3 separate regions of the Mus musculus genome follow, and all the other regions are linked to region 3. The links are chromatin loops, found by intact Hi-C in ENCODE. Cell type or tissue: left cerebral cortex. All regions are shown on one strand. Links, peaks and the distances in the headings refer to the core of each region. The heading gives the core; the rest is flanking DNA. Region 1 has its middle 28 kb from the start of Btla. Region 2 has its middle 33 kb from the start of Gm30636. Region 3 holds the start of Gcsam (germinal center associated, signaling and motility).

Region 1 (5,453 bases), core at 260-5,259, 410 kb before region 3:
CTGTCTCCACCTCCAGAATTCTGTGATTACAGGTGTACTCCATCATGCCCAGTTTATGAAGTGCTAGAAATTGAATCCTTGGCTTCATATATTCTAGGGTGAATTTGGCGATTCTTTTTTAATGAATTTGACCATAATGGAGGTATTAAGATGGAATTTCTACTCAAGATGTGTGACTACCATCCCACCTCCACCTCCAGTTATGTACCACAATAGACACTACTGAGTGCTCATTCTGATGTTTTCTGATGAGTGCCAGATAGACTTTATGGGAAGAGAATCTGAAAATTATTGAGGACTCAAAATTATATTCTGACAGTTTTCCTCCATTGTCCACTCTCTTCAATGTGTTTCCTGTCCCAGCTGACATACATGGAGCATGAGTCAGCGCTCTTCCCACCTGGTCAAATTTTGGACCAGCTAATTTCATTTGTGTTCAGATTTCCTCTATGATGTATAAAGTTATAAATACAAATTTAGTTTTATTCTGCTTTGCTTTAAGGATGAAATTAATGTTTCCTAGTTTTCTACATTCTGAGGCAGAAATCTGTATATTTCAAGAATACCAGTTCAGTTCCACAATAGGTTACTCAGTGAAGGTAGATGGTGGGAAATATTCTGCTCTCTGCACATAAGGTGGTGATGTGCACTGACTTACCAATGCACTTGCTGCATAACATTTTGATATTTGTGTTTTTAGCAGTGTAAAAATGGTGAATTTAAAGGTGTAATTCAAATAATGATTTGAGAGCTCTGAACACCTTCAAAATTCAGTTATCTAAAGGATGCATACTTTATTCTGTAGTATTTGGCCTTATAATATCAAAGGCAACCTCAACTTAAAACCAGTCACATCAGAAAATATATATCAAGAAGTAAGAAAATGGGAGTTGTGTTATATGTATGAGCCCAAGAATGTTGATTTTCATGAAGTTTGTTAGTTGCTACAGATAAGAAAATTTACACTTTTCCCATTTCCCAGACATTAAAGAGAACATGCTAAATTTCTGATTAGACAATGAAAGAATGGCATTAAGCCTAAAGTAAGTATAAAATCACAGCTTTCTAAAGCAAAATATAAGACAATATACTGTGATCAAGGATGCAGTAGGATTTAACATTTTTAAATTAAAATATAACTATGTCACTTTGCTACCTCCATTTCCTCCCTCCAACCTCTCCCAAGCTTCGCTCCCCAGAGAGTCTCCCAAACACCAGCCCCATCTATCCCATTGTCCTTTTAACATGGACTATAATGCAGGAAAAAAGTGTGATTATGCCAAAAGTATTCTTTTAAAGACACTATGGATAGATTTTGCAGACAAATAGTTGAGAGAGGGTATTTGTAAAGTTCATAACAGATGTCTGTTTCACCTTTATACAGAGAAGTCCTGCAAATTAGCAATGACTTTGGTGGGATATTAATGTCTGTGTATAAAAATTACCCTACAGCTCCGTAGCTAAAGCAATGTTAGTTTGAATCCTGTGGTGGTTTGAATGAAAATGACCCCCATAGGTTCATATATTTGGTTGGTCATCAAAGAGTGACACTACTTGAAAGAGATTTAGGGGGCATGGCCTTGTTGAAGTAGTTGTGACCTTGTTGGAGGAAGTGTGTCGCTGGGGAAGGGGTGGGCTTTGGGGTTTCAAATGCCAAAGCCAGTTCCAGTAGCTTTTTCTTCCTGCTGCCTGTGGCCCAGATGTAGCACTCAAGTTTCTTCTCTAGCACCATGTCTCTGTGCTGCCATGTTTCCCACAGTGCTGATACTGGACTAAACCTCTGAGCTGTAAGCAAGCCCAATGAAATGTCTTCCTTTATAAGAGTTGCCTAAGACAAAGAATGGACTAAGACAAACCTGGAGCTTTGAGTGGCCTCACGTGTTTTTCTGGGTCAGGTGAGATGCAGCACTCATGCAGCCATGTTTGCAAGTACCTGAAGGCTAAAACTGCAAATTTCACCCGTAAAAGCACTTGTCCATATATCAGATATATTAGCTTTTGTGTTACTATGATCAAATAACATGAATTGATAGGAAAATGGGATAGAGGAGGTCTGGCCTCATAGCCAGCCAGGAAGCATAGAGGCAATGCCAATGCTTGGCTGTCTCGTTATCATTTCATCTAGGCCCCCAGGGTCTCAGTGTATGGCACCAATTGCATTCGGACTGTGTTGTTCATTTATTAGGCTCTGCAAATACCCTCACAGACATACCTGGAGATGGATCTTCAAGTGGACAAGATTATTACAATGGGCAAGTTGGTGATGGTACGGGGACCTCCCTAGATAGCTGTCTAGTATCCCCAGACAGAGAAACTTACCTAAGAGGGTGGGAAAGAAGCCAGGATCTCTCCCTTGACTGACTCTTAGAATTTACACACTGCATGTCCCTCATTCTACTCAATGTAGTTGGAAAATACACTTTCATGTGAATGTTACGGCATAGATCATAGTTGGCTACCCTGAAGGCCTACTACCATGGTCAGAAATTTCAAATTTAAAGAAACATGAACTAGAAATAGGCAACTTAAAAAAAAAAAACCCTCACTATGCCCCCATGGTGCACAGCTGGTGCACAGTTGACTGGTGTAGCGTTTTGGGAGAAGAATTTCTTAGAACCTGGTCAAGGAACTCCTACTGTAGGGCATATATCCTAAAGAAATGGTTGAAGAGCACCGTAGGGGACATCTGGGAGGACGCTGGTTCTGTTCATGGTGGTATGAATTGGGAGAATTCTACTCATTAATCACAGGTAGTTTTATTTAATTTTTCATCTTAACACAAAACATTTCAATTGGTTTTGAAATTGTTTGATTTTTTACAACCAGTGAAACATGCAGGTGTCACAGGTAGTTTTATAAGGTACTATATAGCAGCTAAAGCTGTGAAACTGAGACTAGTTCTTCAGCATTGATCTGAATAAAGTTACTTATTGCCCTTTTGCTTTCTTTCACTTTCCACTTATTTGATTATTTATCTGTCATTTCAGATTTGGTATGTGTAGCTGTGGCTGAAGATTTCTGACTTTACAAATTTGTAGAACAATAAGAACCGCCCCCATGCCCGTACCAATTCTTCCCTTCACTAGAGCCAAAGAGCTAGACATCCCCCTATTTCTCTGCCTCATATTCTATTCCTCCACAAGTCCTGCCTCCCTGACTCAGAACTGTCCCATTTCTTGGGATGCTGTATGTATACTGATGCCAATTCTCAGGAGTCGTGGGTCACACACTCAGAAATATTTGTCCAGCAGAGGGCAGTAGAACAGCACAAAATTTGAGCATGTAGGGGATTGCTGGTAGGCATTGAGTATCAATCCTGTGCCGCTTTTGTCCTTCGTATTTAACACAGAATACTTGAATGCCTACTTGTAAAATGAGAGGAACGGACTAAACCAATTAATTTTGTTCTGGTGATTTTTTTCAAAGTCCTGTTTCCAGAAGCACTTGGTGTTAAAGAACTACATTGGGAATTCCAGGAATTGGAGGGCTTCAGTTCTTTCCCTACTGCTATCTACCAAGAGGAATATGTTATCACTTGATATATTGGCCTTTCTCATAGCATTTGGGAGGAGGGGAGAGTTTTATACATCAAGAAATAGATAACTGCATTCTCACCAACATTTTCTACTGAGCTGTGTTTTCTTTTTTGGCACTGGTACGTGTCGAACCTAGAGTCTTATACATGCTAGGTAAATACATTACTGCTGAAATACGTACCCAGTTCTTTTAAGCATACTGTTTATGTGAGGCTGGGTCTCACTGGGTTGTTCAGTCTGGTCTTGAACTCACTCTATAGTCCAGGCAGCCTTTCAAGTAACTGGATTTTGAAGCAGATAAAACTCATTTTTTTTCCTTCATTATAGATTCTTGGTACGTTTTTATTTTCTAAGGCAAAATACCTAGAACTAGATACTTTATAAAGAAAGTAGGCTTGTGTAGCTTATAGTTCTTGAAATTGCTGGACTCCAGTGTGGGACTGGTGATGGATGGTATCAATGGCAAAAAAGCATTTGTGGAAGAGATTGCCTGGTAAGAAAGAAAACACTGGGCCCATCTCACAGGGACCAAGCAATGCTGACAAAACAAGGCTTAAGCTCACAAACAATGTTAATCTATTCCAGAAGGAACAGTCCTATGACACGCCCACTTCTTAAGAGTTCCACTCATTTACTGCATGCTGGGGACCAAGCTTTAGAACTCAGACCTTTGGAGAACGCAAACCATTTTCAAGCTGTGGCAATTGCCACTATAAGAACTGTGCAGTAGTAAACACTGTGGTTTGGGTTTGCTTTAGTTGATGGATGGTGATTTTAAGCATCTCTTCATTTACTTATTAGCTGCATGGCTTTTGTGCCCACTGTTTTTCATTGTTGAGATTTTTTTTTTCAAAGCAATCACAACACTTAATGTTTTAATATATTTGTTTTAATTGTTGGAGAATTTCGTTCATGCTTACAATGTATTTTGATCATATTAAGCTCCTACCACTCCCCAACTTATCCCTGGTTTGATCCACCCCCTCCCAACTCATGTCCTATTTTTTAAAATAACCAACCAAATCCAGTTTGTGCTCTCCATATACTCATGACTGTTGGGCTATTCACTGGAGCATGGTCAACCTACCTGAGGGTGTTCACTTCAAACTGACCCTCCCCTCATCCAGAAGTGATCAACTGTCAATAGCTCCTTATCTAGGTGTGGTGGCTCATGAACCTCTTTCCATGTTGAAATGTTGATCGATTTGATCTTGTGCAGGTCTTGTAGAGACAATTACAGCTTCTGATTTCACGAATAGAGTGGTCTTGTTATGTCACCCTGATCTTCCAGAACTCTGACTTTCAATCTCTCTGTGTCTTCTTTCATGATGGTCTCTAGCCTTGGAAGGAGGGAAGAGGTGTGGTGATGCAGATGTTCTGTTTCCAGATGATGCTCTATAGACACTCATGCTTTGCAATTTCACCAGTTGTGAGTTTCTGTGTTAATCACTGTTCCCTGCACAAAGAAACTCATCTGATGAGGCCTGAGAGCTGCACTAATCTATAGGTACAGAGATGAATTTAGAGAGCAGTTTGACACTAGGTCAATTTAACAAAATAATAATAGTAGGTTGACCCCTGGGGCCTATTAACTAGACCTAACTGTAGGTTCTTGTTTAGCTTTACAATACCAGCCATTTATTTCCTGTGGAGAAAGCCTTTAAAAACTGCCCATATTTAAATTATGGTTTTTTTTTCTGTTGAATTATAGACACCTCATGTATTTTTGACATAAATTCATATTAGCTACATGGGTTGAAAGTATTTTCCCCAAGCCTTTTCAGTCTTGGTTGTTTTGTTGGTAGTTTAATTTCTTTCAAACTATACATCTACATCGAGATAAAACAATTCTAGCCTAGAGTCTTCCATTCCCATCCAAATGGAACAAGTTTTAAAAAGACTTGTACAAGAATGTTC
Region 2 (5,453 bases), core at 368-5,367, 280 kb before region 3:
GGACTCCCAGCAGTTTGGTGTTCCTCACTCACATCCAAGAAAAGATCAGACAGAAAAACTAAGAGCAGAATTCTACTTCTCCCTAAGATAATATTATTTTCCCTGCTACTGTAACTTTCTCAAGTGGGTCTCATTCGTGGAACCAGAGAAATGGTGTGTGATGGCAGTTGTCTCAAGCCTGTCACCAGTGGCTACTGCTTTAGAGTAGGAAGAAGTTGAAGTCAACCATCCTACTCAAAAATTAATAAATGAAGGCAGTGTTATGTGTTGGGAAGGGAAACATCAGCATCTGATTGGCCAGTGAGCTGTTAGGAAACATCTATTACTGTGTGTGAGGATTCCCACAGTGCAGTGAATGTATACGTCTTCATACAAGTGTGTGTGTAGTAATCAAAAGGAAAAAAACAGGACGGAGGCAACTAAGAAGCTGTTAAAATTACTTAAGTAAGGGAGAAAGTTAACCACAGAAAGGAAGATGTGTGGGTGATTCAAGTTTTGAAACTTAGCAGCAAGTTAGGTATGGGGTCTTAGTTTTCACTGCCCAGAGCCAGAGGGAAAGGCTCCAGAGGGTTGATTTCTGTTGAAGAGTACACAGGTATGAAGGACAATCATCACTTGAGGATGTTTTCAGATATGTGGGATGGACATGTTATTTCTTTAAAATCATATCAACATTTATGAATTGTTTCAGCATCTCTAAACACTGATTAGAATCCATAAACTTAAAAAAGTAGCACATATTATAAAAGCCTGAATCAAATGTATACCTGTATTTATTATGCCTTATTCTAATATAATTGCCCATCTGTTGCTTCTTTCAGTATCAATCTTTTTGAGTTCTAGAGCATCTTGTATGTTTTGGGTCTTATGGAGCTGGTCTGTTTAGGCATTAATATCATCATCTATGCATAGCACCCAGAGTTCTCCCCTAACCTGGTCCTTAGCACAAGCATGTTGAAATATCTTCCTTCTAGTTTTGTCCTGTCTGTAGTGGGGAGAATCTTCCACTTCGGGTGGATTTATTGCTCAGTCTCTTTTCTTTAACGGGGAGAGGATTAGGAGGGAAACAGGAAGAAGGGGGTTAGAAGTCACTAATAGTGAAGCAATTGAGCCAACCAGGTGAGGCTTGCAGTAAGGGGCAAGGACAAGAGGAAGAGAACAGGGAATTTGCCTTCTATGTTTGTCCAGTACCCCTATCAACGTTCACTTCTTAAACCCTCCTGTATAGAGAGTCTTGTCTACTTTTGGATCACAAAATTATAATTTTGCATCTTTGGATCACAGTTTCTAATCCCCCCCCCCCAATTTTCATGGTACTTGAATCTGATGTCAATGGACTTCTTTCAGTACTTGAACAAAAATGTGCTTTGAGAAAATTTTTTAAAAAGAATTGAGGGTCAATATAAGAGTTAATTTTAACAAGAAGTTATCTTGCATTTCTATGAATAGTCTTATTATATAATGTGTTTTCCCATAAGCCTTTGTAACACTTCCCTCTACAAAAACAACTCAGTGAATTAATTGAAGGAAATTCATGGTCATAATGACAGCATGCAAATTACATAATACCTCTTTGATACAAAAAGCAGGCTTTTTGTGCAGATCAAAAGGGTAAATGAAAAAAATGGCTAAAAATGGAGACAGTAGACATTATAGAAATCAGGAAACAGGATGAGGCAGGCTGAGAGAGAAGATGAGGCCTTCCATTAACCCTGTGTTTTCTAGATGTTTTTGAATTCTGCATCTGGCCCCTGGCATAAGAATACAATGTACCCAATGTCTGCTTGTGTTTTTTGTCTAGTTCTTAGAACAACATTAGTCAGGGTAGTGATGTCCTGGAGCATTTAAACAATGAATTCAACATGCCAGAAGTTGCGGTAACGGTAAATCAGCCAGGGTCATCATGACACTGAAGAGAAATGAAAGCAAAGCCAGGGTGTCAGGTTCTAGGGGTACAGCTCTTGATTCACAACCAGTGGCTATTCATGGAGGTAATCATGTTGATGCTTAAAGGGCTGGGACCCAGAGGCCACACTGGCATCATTATAACTTGGTATGGCATATGTGCTTATGAAATTTCCAGAGGGCCAAGAACAGCAGCACAGTTTGTCCAAAGGCCCAGTGGGGAATTTGACTATGTTACATGCTGTCTACTTCCCAGGATTTTCTCTAGAATCTTGATGCAGCATTTATGCCCTTATAACTCTTACCTTCTTGCAAAACCAGTTCCACATGGGTGACCCCTAAGATCTACTGTCAGATCAAAAAGTAGCCATCCCTCCCTTTATAACTATAGTTATAGTGACCTCTAAGTTTCTGCACAGTCCACCCTGAGATGCATTTCTGCACAGCCTTGGATGGTAACAACAACAATAGCAAAACCGTTGGTGGGAACGGTAGAAATCTGATTAGGAACTTTCCTACTCTTTTAAAAATAGAATGGTTTATTCCCAAGGAAATCAAACAATAAAGTTTGCTGAATTCAATTTCCTCATAAACTTGAGTGTTATTAATAAAAGGATTCATAGAGACAACTCTATTATGCATCACAAAGATAGAAAGCTGCTGCTTAGAACACGGTGTTCTTAAGTTTATTTTTATTTAGGGCTTTTCAAATTTGACTGTGCCTACCAGACATCTAGAGTACTTGGTGAACTATAGACCACGTAGACAGAGGTGTATTTGAATCCCTGGTAAAACCTGAGATTCTGAACTTCTAACTCCTGGAAAGTGCCAGCCTTGTTGGTGCAGTGGGACAGATAGTGTCCAGTTTCATGCAGTTGGGTGGGGAGTCTCACAGTTTCCTTTATTTTCAAGCAAAGCTGGACTACTTCAACACTATTAACTCGCTTTCAAATGTAGAGGTCTGCAGTGACCCCTGGCTTAATGCCCTATGTCCTAAGGGCTGGTTGGTCACAGCATATAATTATCATGTGGGCAAGAAGCCAGAAAGGGACTTGTGCTCTGACTTGTGCAGCCCCTGCAGAGAGCTCTGCACAAGGTCATTTTGCAGACAAGGCCAGCCACCTGTGTTCAGGGACACTCTCCAGACAGTCAGGCAGAGAAAAGGAAGCCCTGTTGAGAAAGTGAGCCCTTCATTTTGCACCAAACTCAGAAAGCCATCCAGACACAGGAGATTGTGACCTGAATAGCAGAGTTCTCCCACAGTCCTACTCTGATCTCTGTTATTATAAGAAAATACCTGAAGCTGGGTCATTTTTAAGAATAAGCTTGTTGTATCCTACAATGTTCAAAGTTGGGATCATCAAGAGCATAGACTTAATTCATGCTAGGAAACCCAAGTGAAGATGCCCAAGCTTCGTCAGAATCCAGCTTAGCAATCACTAATTCAGTCTCATGAGCATCAGCCCAACTGCATTCGAAAGGAATTGATCTATTTTTTTTTAACATTTCTACTTTTAAAACAATTATGTGTTTTGATGTTTTACCTGCATTCATGAAGTACCCTCAGAATCCAGAAGAGGGCATAGGATTCCCTGGAACAAGAGTTATAAACAATGCTGACCCACCACAGGGTTGCTTGGCCTCAAACCCAGGTTCTCTGGAAGAACAAGATCTCAAAACCTTAATATTTGAAACCAGTGAATAATGAATGAGCGAAGAGTGAGCACTTGTGGGAAAGCCCACAATGAAGGATTGCTTCATTCTGGTCCCAAGATCAGTCATGGTTTTTCCTTTTATTAGGTCAAAAAGTCAGGATGTTTTTCTACATGGGAAAAGGAAGGCATAAGTTAAGATACTTCAAAACATTCGTCTACATACACTTTAGGTGCTGTACTGAAGGGTGGGCCAACAGGATTAGTATCTCAGGTTGCTATGGGCTACACGGAAAGTCAATCTAACATCTCTCTGAACCTCAGTTTCCTAATATTAAACAAGAATAGATGTAATAGTCCATGTTCATCCTTAATATGAGATGTCTTAATTATATAATAGAGATTTATTGCTTTTCTAGGTCTGGCATAATTTCAGAAGTAACATTTCTGAGGGCTCTTATTATGAAATGAGGAAGTGAGCCTGAGAAGAGACTTCTAAAATAGTTGCTGGTTTTTCAGTTCGGCAAGTTTTATTTATTTATTTTGTTTACTTATTTTAGATGGGGTCTCATGTTGTAGCCTAGGCTCGTGAATTAATTTCTACCCTTGAGCCTTGGTTTGCAGACCCAGAATTCCGTGAGAGAAAGGGTGGCCAGATTCCCCCAAGGAAGGATATTGATAAAATACTTAAAAGTTTGACCATTAGCCTTTCTCCAGTCCTTCCCCAGAGGGAAATACAGCCTTTTACAAAAGTAACTGTACACCAGGGGAATGAAAACAATCAGACTTTTCAGGGTCTGTTGGATGCTAGTCCTGAATTAACGCTTTTCCCAGGAGATCCCGAGAAACACAGTGGCCTTCCAGTTAAATAGGAGCTTTTGGAGGTCAGGTGATTAATGGAAGTTTGGCCCATGTCCTATACATAGTAGGGCCAGCATGTCCTCAAATTCATCCTGTGGTGGTGGGTTTTTTTTTCCCCCAATCCCAGAATGTATAATTGGGATAGATATATTTAGATGTTGGCAGACTTCTCCCATTGGTTTTCTGACTGGGGAATGAGAGCTATTATGGTTGGAAAGGCTAAATGGAAGCCTTTAGAGTTCCCCGTGCCAAGGAAAATAGTGAATCAAAAACAGTGTTGCATCCTTTTAGGAGTTACAGAAATGAGCACCACTACCAAGGACTTGAAAGATGCACGAGTCGTGGTTCCCACCATGTCCCCTTAACTTTTCTATCTAGACAGCACAGAAGACATATGGATTGTGGAGAATAGCAGTTGACTATCAATAACTCAGTCAGGTATTGCCTCTGATTGTAGCATCTGTAGTAGCTGAGGTGTCCTTACTTGAGCAGAGTAACACCTCCTTGCTCATGGACATGCTGGATAGTTTTCTGTCCACTTGAGACAAGCTAAAATCATCAGAGAGGAGGAGCCTTGAGGAAGAAATCTGTACAATTAAGCTGCAGCAGGAAGTGTACACGGGCTTAGCTTCAGGCACTGCAAAAGACCCAAGGGCAGAAAAAAGTAGGCTGGACAAGCACACAGCCTTGGAAGGGCCTCTCTTAATGTCCTTTAGTCTCAACAGCCACAGGACAGTGGGTGGGGGAGCACCCTCATAGAGGTAGGAGGAGGAGGGATGGGATAGGGAGTTTCTGAAAGGGAGACCTAGAAAGGAGAAAACATTTGAAATGTAAATAAAGAAAAAAAATATATAAAAAGATTGAGCTGCAGGCAAGCCTGTAGGCCATTTTATTAATTAGTGATTAACAGGGGAGGTCTTGGGTCCTATAAGAAAAACAGACTGAGCAAACCATGAGGAGCAAGCCAGTAGGCAACACTCTGCCATGGCCTCTGCATCAGCTCCTGCCTCCCAGGTTTGGGCCCTGACTGTGCTC
Region 3 (5,453 bases), core at 153-5,152:
TATTAGCACACTAGCATCAGCAAGGATAATGATGGCTGAAATCTGAGCCCCTTTACCTCTGTCATGTTCTGAATTTGGCCAGGTTCAAAGGCTGCCACAGCTTCTACAACTACCTCTGCAAAGCATCTCGGATTATTCAGTCTGGAAAGCAGCAGCTAGCCCCTAGAATCACAGTCTTTGATGAATGCAGTGCAGAGTATTCTAATCTCTTCTGTCCTGGACTAAACTGAATTTCTCAGAAAGCTCCACACTAACCATCTAGGCCTAGGATAGCAAAAGAAAAATTCAATTAAAAAATCATGTAAAGAAAACAGTTAAAGGTAAAAATATAAAGTAAATTTAGTTTACTTGGCAAGCTAACCAAGCTTATGGAACTCAGCCTCTTGACATATTTTAGAGATGGAAAAGAGCCAGGGAAGCTAGTATTCTTGTACCTGTTTAAAAAGAATGGTGCTTGTCCATCAGTTTTTTTTTAAATGGCACACACACTTATAGTTCTTGTATTTGAGAAATCTAGTTTGAGGCAGAAAGCTAATGACTGCATGATATTCTTTCTTTCTTCTTTAAAGCAAAAGCATTGAGAAGCTGAGGGTTTAAGGAAAGACAGAAATAGCAGCCAGTTGAATGTATACACGAACCCATCCAGCTGTGTTTTTGAGTAGATGTTTTTTATTCCCAAGTGTTAGATGTTGCTTATGTTTGAGGCCTACTACCATGTTCCTTCCCACCACTATCATCCCAGAACATGGTTTTCCTTGAGATGGCAAGATAACCCCTCAAAGCCCTGCCCATCAAGAGACCCCTGTTCTGGTCCTTCAGGATGGAGTATGTACAATGACCACTGTAAGAGTCCCAGGCTTGCCTCCTCTGCTCTGTGTCAGGTCCCACACCAGCACTCCTCTGTCCATCAAACCCTTGTGTTCTAGTTTTCTTTCTGTTGTTGCGACAGACTACAACATCAACTTGGAGAAGAAAGGAATTTATTTCAGCTCATAATTTTACATTAGAATCCAGCTTTGATGGGAAGTAAAGGCTAGAACTTCCCATCACTGCCACACTTAAGAGCAGGAAGAAATAAATACATACGCATTTACCGTCGTACTTACTTGCCTGTGCTCAATTTGATTTCTCTGCTCCTGAATAGTTCAGGACCCCCTGCAGAAGGAATAAAACTGCACACACCAGACTGACTCTTCCTCAAGTAACTTAACTGAGGCAGTGCCATGTAGACATGCCCACAAGCCACTGCAATGCAGACAATCCTACTTGAGACTCTCTTCTCAGATGATTCCAGAATGCATCAAGTTGACAAAGCTTAACCATTATACTTTCTTTAAAAAGACCTGAAATCTGATTTATGTTTTCATATCCACTTTTAGAATCAAGAAAATGAGGAATTGATAGAAGAGAATATTAACATCTAAAGAGTCGCCTGGAAAGTTCAGTTCGCTGCCTAAGCTTTTCAAAATGACCATGAAAATATTTATTTCTGGAGATAGAGACAAGCCAAAGTTTATGTGCCTTTTATGTGATAATGTGAATTAAAGCATCTCACACTAACCAACCAACTCTCCAAATGATGTTATTTCTGTATTTAGACTGGGGTGGGGGGATAAAATAAGACTCTTAAGATTTTCTTGTAGGCTTATATTTTTTTAAACCTACTTTTAATAAGGATTCTCAAACACTTCGACCCCCTTCTAGCCCATCATCCAAAGGTAGGGGAGAATAGATGGTAAATAGGACAAGGGGATGTGGACATGTTTAGAAAGTAGTATTTTGGGGTGATTCCAATCTCAGTTTGTCAGGATACTAGCAGTCCTATTCAGTAGTGTCTTAGGGTCTTACTGCTGTGAACAGACACCATGACCAAGGCAGTCATAGACAACACTTAATTGGGACGAGCTTACAGATTCAGAGGTAAAGTCCATTATTATCAAGATGAGAGCATGGAAAAGTACAGGCAGGCATGGTACAGGCAAGACTGAGAGTCCTACATCTTCATCTGAAGGCTGCTAAAAGACTAACTTCCAGGCAGCTAGGATGGAGGTATTAAAGCCCACACCCACAGTGATACACCTACTCCAACAAGGCCACACCTCCAAATAGTGCCACTCCCTTTGCCAAGCATATACAAACCATCACAAATCAGCAGCAGTGGCACTATCCAGCAGAAACCTCCAGGCCTCTGGGAGGAGACAGGGTTTGAAGAATGCAAAGACAATGAATGGAGAGTTACCCCTCAATCTGAAACAAGCATCAGGAGAGGGGAGACGCGTTCTCTACCAACAGCTTATGAGGATATCAGTGTATTTATGGAGGAAGGGGTGGTTAGCCTCGTTTTGAAGAGGAAGCAATGGAACTTAGAGAATTCAGATAAATTGCTTGATATCTTCACTATGTGATGGACTCACTATACAGTTGTGAGCTGGTTTAATCATGTGCCATTTGCTAGGCTGCTGAGGTTGTCTTGGTCTTATTTTCGAAATCTAGGCTACTAAAGAGAAGTATACAGGCCCAATTTCAATGATTGTCAGTGTCCGGCTTGATGCATAGTCTGGATTGTAAAGATCCTATGTAAAACTCCAACGTAGGAATTGATCCTGTCACAGAGATCTAGATCTCTGCCACACCCGAAGCTCAACAACAACCTGAAAAGAACATGTAGAGCTCTTTTATTCCTACTCGCCTACAAAAAGCAGGAACTGGTAGCAAGATAACCACAGAATTCACATATAAAAAAGCTCTAGAGTTTGTGACTGTCAGAAATCCAGTAAAGCACGGTTATTCAGATCTTGTTACCTTATTATATAAAAGTAGAGGGGAATCGTTTTTACACTGGTGGTTAACTGCCCACACAACAGCAAACAAGGAGTAGATAAGGGCAAAGATCTCAGCTCATAAATCTCACTGGTATAAATATCCAGGTTTTTGTTTCTAGTTCAGGGAGTGTAATTTCTTACAGGTCTTAAGTACTGGAGTAAATGCTGATGGGACTAAAGAGAGAAGAGCTCAGAGATTTCCTTTTTGGACTTGTAACACTTTCACCTGTGCAGTGGGAGCAGTTTATTTAGCCCCAAGTCTGTACCACACCAACAATGTAGTGAATGCCCAGCTCCACCTCTTGCAGAATCAACACATTTTCTTTCCTGGTATCTGAGACTTCCACAGCTCAGTGTCTTCATCTAGTGGTCGGTAGTAAAACTGAAACTTGAAAACTGGGATTCAATAACCCAAAATGACAAGGCAGACTGATTTTTCAATCCCCGCCCCTAATGCTTTGACTCTGGTTGTAAACAGCCAGTGTAAACATTTGGGGAGAATTAGGAGGTGTGGCCTTGTTAAAGTATGTGTGACCTTTTTTCAGTTGTGGGGGAGGGTGGTGGTGGTGGTGGTTAAAGCTTTCAAAAAAATCCCAAACAAGGCAAAGTCCTTGTTCTCTCTGCTGCCTGCAGATCAGGATGTGAAGTTCTCAGCGACTGCTCCTAGGCCACGCCTGTCTGCTTTCCACCAGAGTGAATCCCCTGAAACTGGAAGCAAGCCCACAATTACTTTCTTCCATACGGGGTGATTTGTTCATATTGTCTTTCACAGCAACAGAACAATAACTAAGACAGTCCCCATCCTGCTGTTTGCCTTAGATATGACTTCTGTATTGCTGAAAGTCAAATAAAGAAATATATCTCCTCTGTTCTGCTCACTGTTGAGCCCAAGGTCCTCGGCACACAGTAGGTTCTCAACACACACTTGTTGACGGGATGAACAAATGAGTAACCAAACAAGAAACAACCATCATTCAAACGATGATTGCAGTCCCAGGATTCATTTAAGCAGTATAACTTATATACAGTTTACACATCCTTAGTACCATAGTAAAGAAGGCACAGACACACAGCCACTACGGTGGAGACAAAGAACAAGATCCTTTCCTAATATCATTGCCACCTGTCTGTGCAGGGAGTGGGGTGCTCCTGGCAAGCAGTCCAGGAGATATTCAGGTTATTTCTGGGTCCTGGGAGTCTGGGCCTCTGAAATGCAAGGTATCTGCAGCAATATGGACTCAAATTCTGCCTTTAGAGGGCAGCCAAGAGCAATAGCAATAAGGCTCTGTGTTTAGGGAGTCTTTGATAGCCCTAACCAACAGCTCAAAAGATGATTTATAAAGGGTGGTGCTGCCGTTTCGGTTAGATGAATTTTGACTTTTGGAGGAGGCATTGTCAGACAAGATGGGGAATTTTTATTTAAACCAATATATTTATGCACGGACTTCCATAACTACAGGTATTTTTAGGTAGAGAGCTAGTAGTATGACTCCTTATGACTTTTTCAGCCATCCTTACTGTTATTTTACCTTCTTCCTTCTGGATTTATCATCCTTCACACACACACACACACACACACACACACACACACACACACACACAGTAATTAGAGTGCTCCTATTTTTCCCATTTCCCACATCAAACCATTTTACCCTATGATTCCCCTCTCTATGGCTCTGTGGCCACTTCACTCAGCAATGGTCCCTCTCAACTTGCCTTGTTTGTACAGTTACTCCAGTATATGTGCTCGTGAGTACATTTTGAAAGTTTATATATGCCCAGCTAGACTGTGGCTTGATTCTGTTTTCCCTTTTGGAGTTTTTTTTTTTTTTTGAGGGGGGGTATTTGATATTTCAGACTTTTTTGTTTTGTTTGCTTCTAAACAATGATCCTCTCCCATTTGACTTTCTTACTAAATACAGGTGTCTGCCATGGAAAATCTCCCATGGTTCCTCCGTTAGGAAAAGCCTGGGACTCCCTAGTGGCTAACCCTCTCCCTAACCAACCTTTTTTTCCTTTGGTTAATAGTCTGGTGCATCAAGGCCCTGGTCTTTCAAGACACACAAATGTGCCTCTCATCTCCCCCTCAGCCTCTTCCTCCACCATCCAGCAGGCACCTCCTCTTTCTGACTCTACACGGGTGACCAGAGCAGCTCTGAAGCTACTGTCAGTCGGAAACTGCCAGTTACAGAGCACAGTGCCAGACCAAGGTGCAAGCCGGCTGAGAAGGAAGTGGAGACTACCAGAGGGAAGGTGCTGAGGGGCCTGCCTCATGGGGAACTGTTTGCAGAGGACAACCAGGTGAGCTCACTCCCTCCTGCGAGCAGAGACCTGAGCCAGAGGTGAAAGAAAAAAAGAGGACAGCTTTTAGGGTGAATGGACTAGGGAAGGGGTGTGACAAGAATTCAGTCCCTCCTGAGCCATACACCATGTGACTATCCTTACAGGTTTTCACACACAGAGACAATGAGAACATAAGAACAGGTGAAATGAGAGAAAGAACTTATTAAAGGAGGACTCCTGTCCATCTAAGAAATGAAACAGCTGTCCTGGGGCTGGGGAAAGGCATCCTTTCTTGGGCCCTGGATGTTCCTGAATGAGTTATATGTGCCCACCCTTTCGGGGAGTCTT

The links. Hi-C counts contacts between places; a loop is a spot of excess contacts. Peaks named below come from ENCODE experiments on the same cell type or tissue, not always from the same donor. Only the 100,000 strongest peaks of a DNase experiment are listed, where the experiment ranks them.
Region 1: a loop joins it to region 3, with 7 times the contacts of the local background. A loop is called at or near these places in 13 of 42 quality-filtered maps.
Region 2: a loop joins it to region 3, with 1.8 times the contacts of the local background. A loop is called at or near these places in 2 of 42 quality-filtered maps.

The regions. Positions count from the first base shown.
Region 1 is chr16:45,193,772-45,199,224 of GRCm38, forward strand. No RefSeq gene overlaps it. Among named protein-coding and RNA genes, the nearest start is that of Btla, 28 kb to the right of the region's middle. In left cerebral cortex, for the core only: a CTCF peak has its summit at 3,253 (motif pointing right); a DNase peak (open chromatin) is centred at 3,255.
Region 2 is chr16:45,326,946-45,332,398 of GRCm38, forward strand. No RefSeq gene overlaps it. Among named protein-coding and RNA genes, the nearest start is that of Gm30636, 33 kb to the right of the region's middle. In left cerebral cortex, for the core only: a CTCF peak has its summit at 3,481 (motif pointing right); a DNase peak (open chromatin) is centred at 3,480; H3K27ac peaks cover 964 bases.
Region 3 is chr16:45,605,438-45,610,890 of GRCm38, forward strand. Slc9c1 (solute carrier family 9, subfamily C (Na+-transporting carboxylic acid decarboxylase), member 1) reads left to right here. Exons shown (of 28, transcript NM_198106.4): 28 at 1,380-1,564. The coding sequence ends at 1,424. Gcsam (germinal center associated, signaling and motility) reads left to right here and starts at 5,003. Exons shown (of 5, transcript NM_008099.4): 1 at 5,003-5,123. The coding sequence starts at 5,095. In left cerebral cortex, for the core only: CTCF peaks have their summits at 3,200 and 4,079 (motif pointing right); DNase peaks (open chromatin) are centred at 3,155 and 4,069.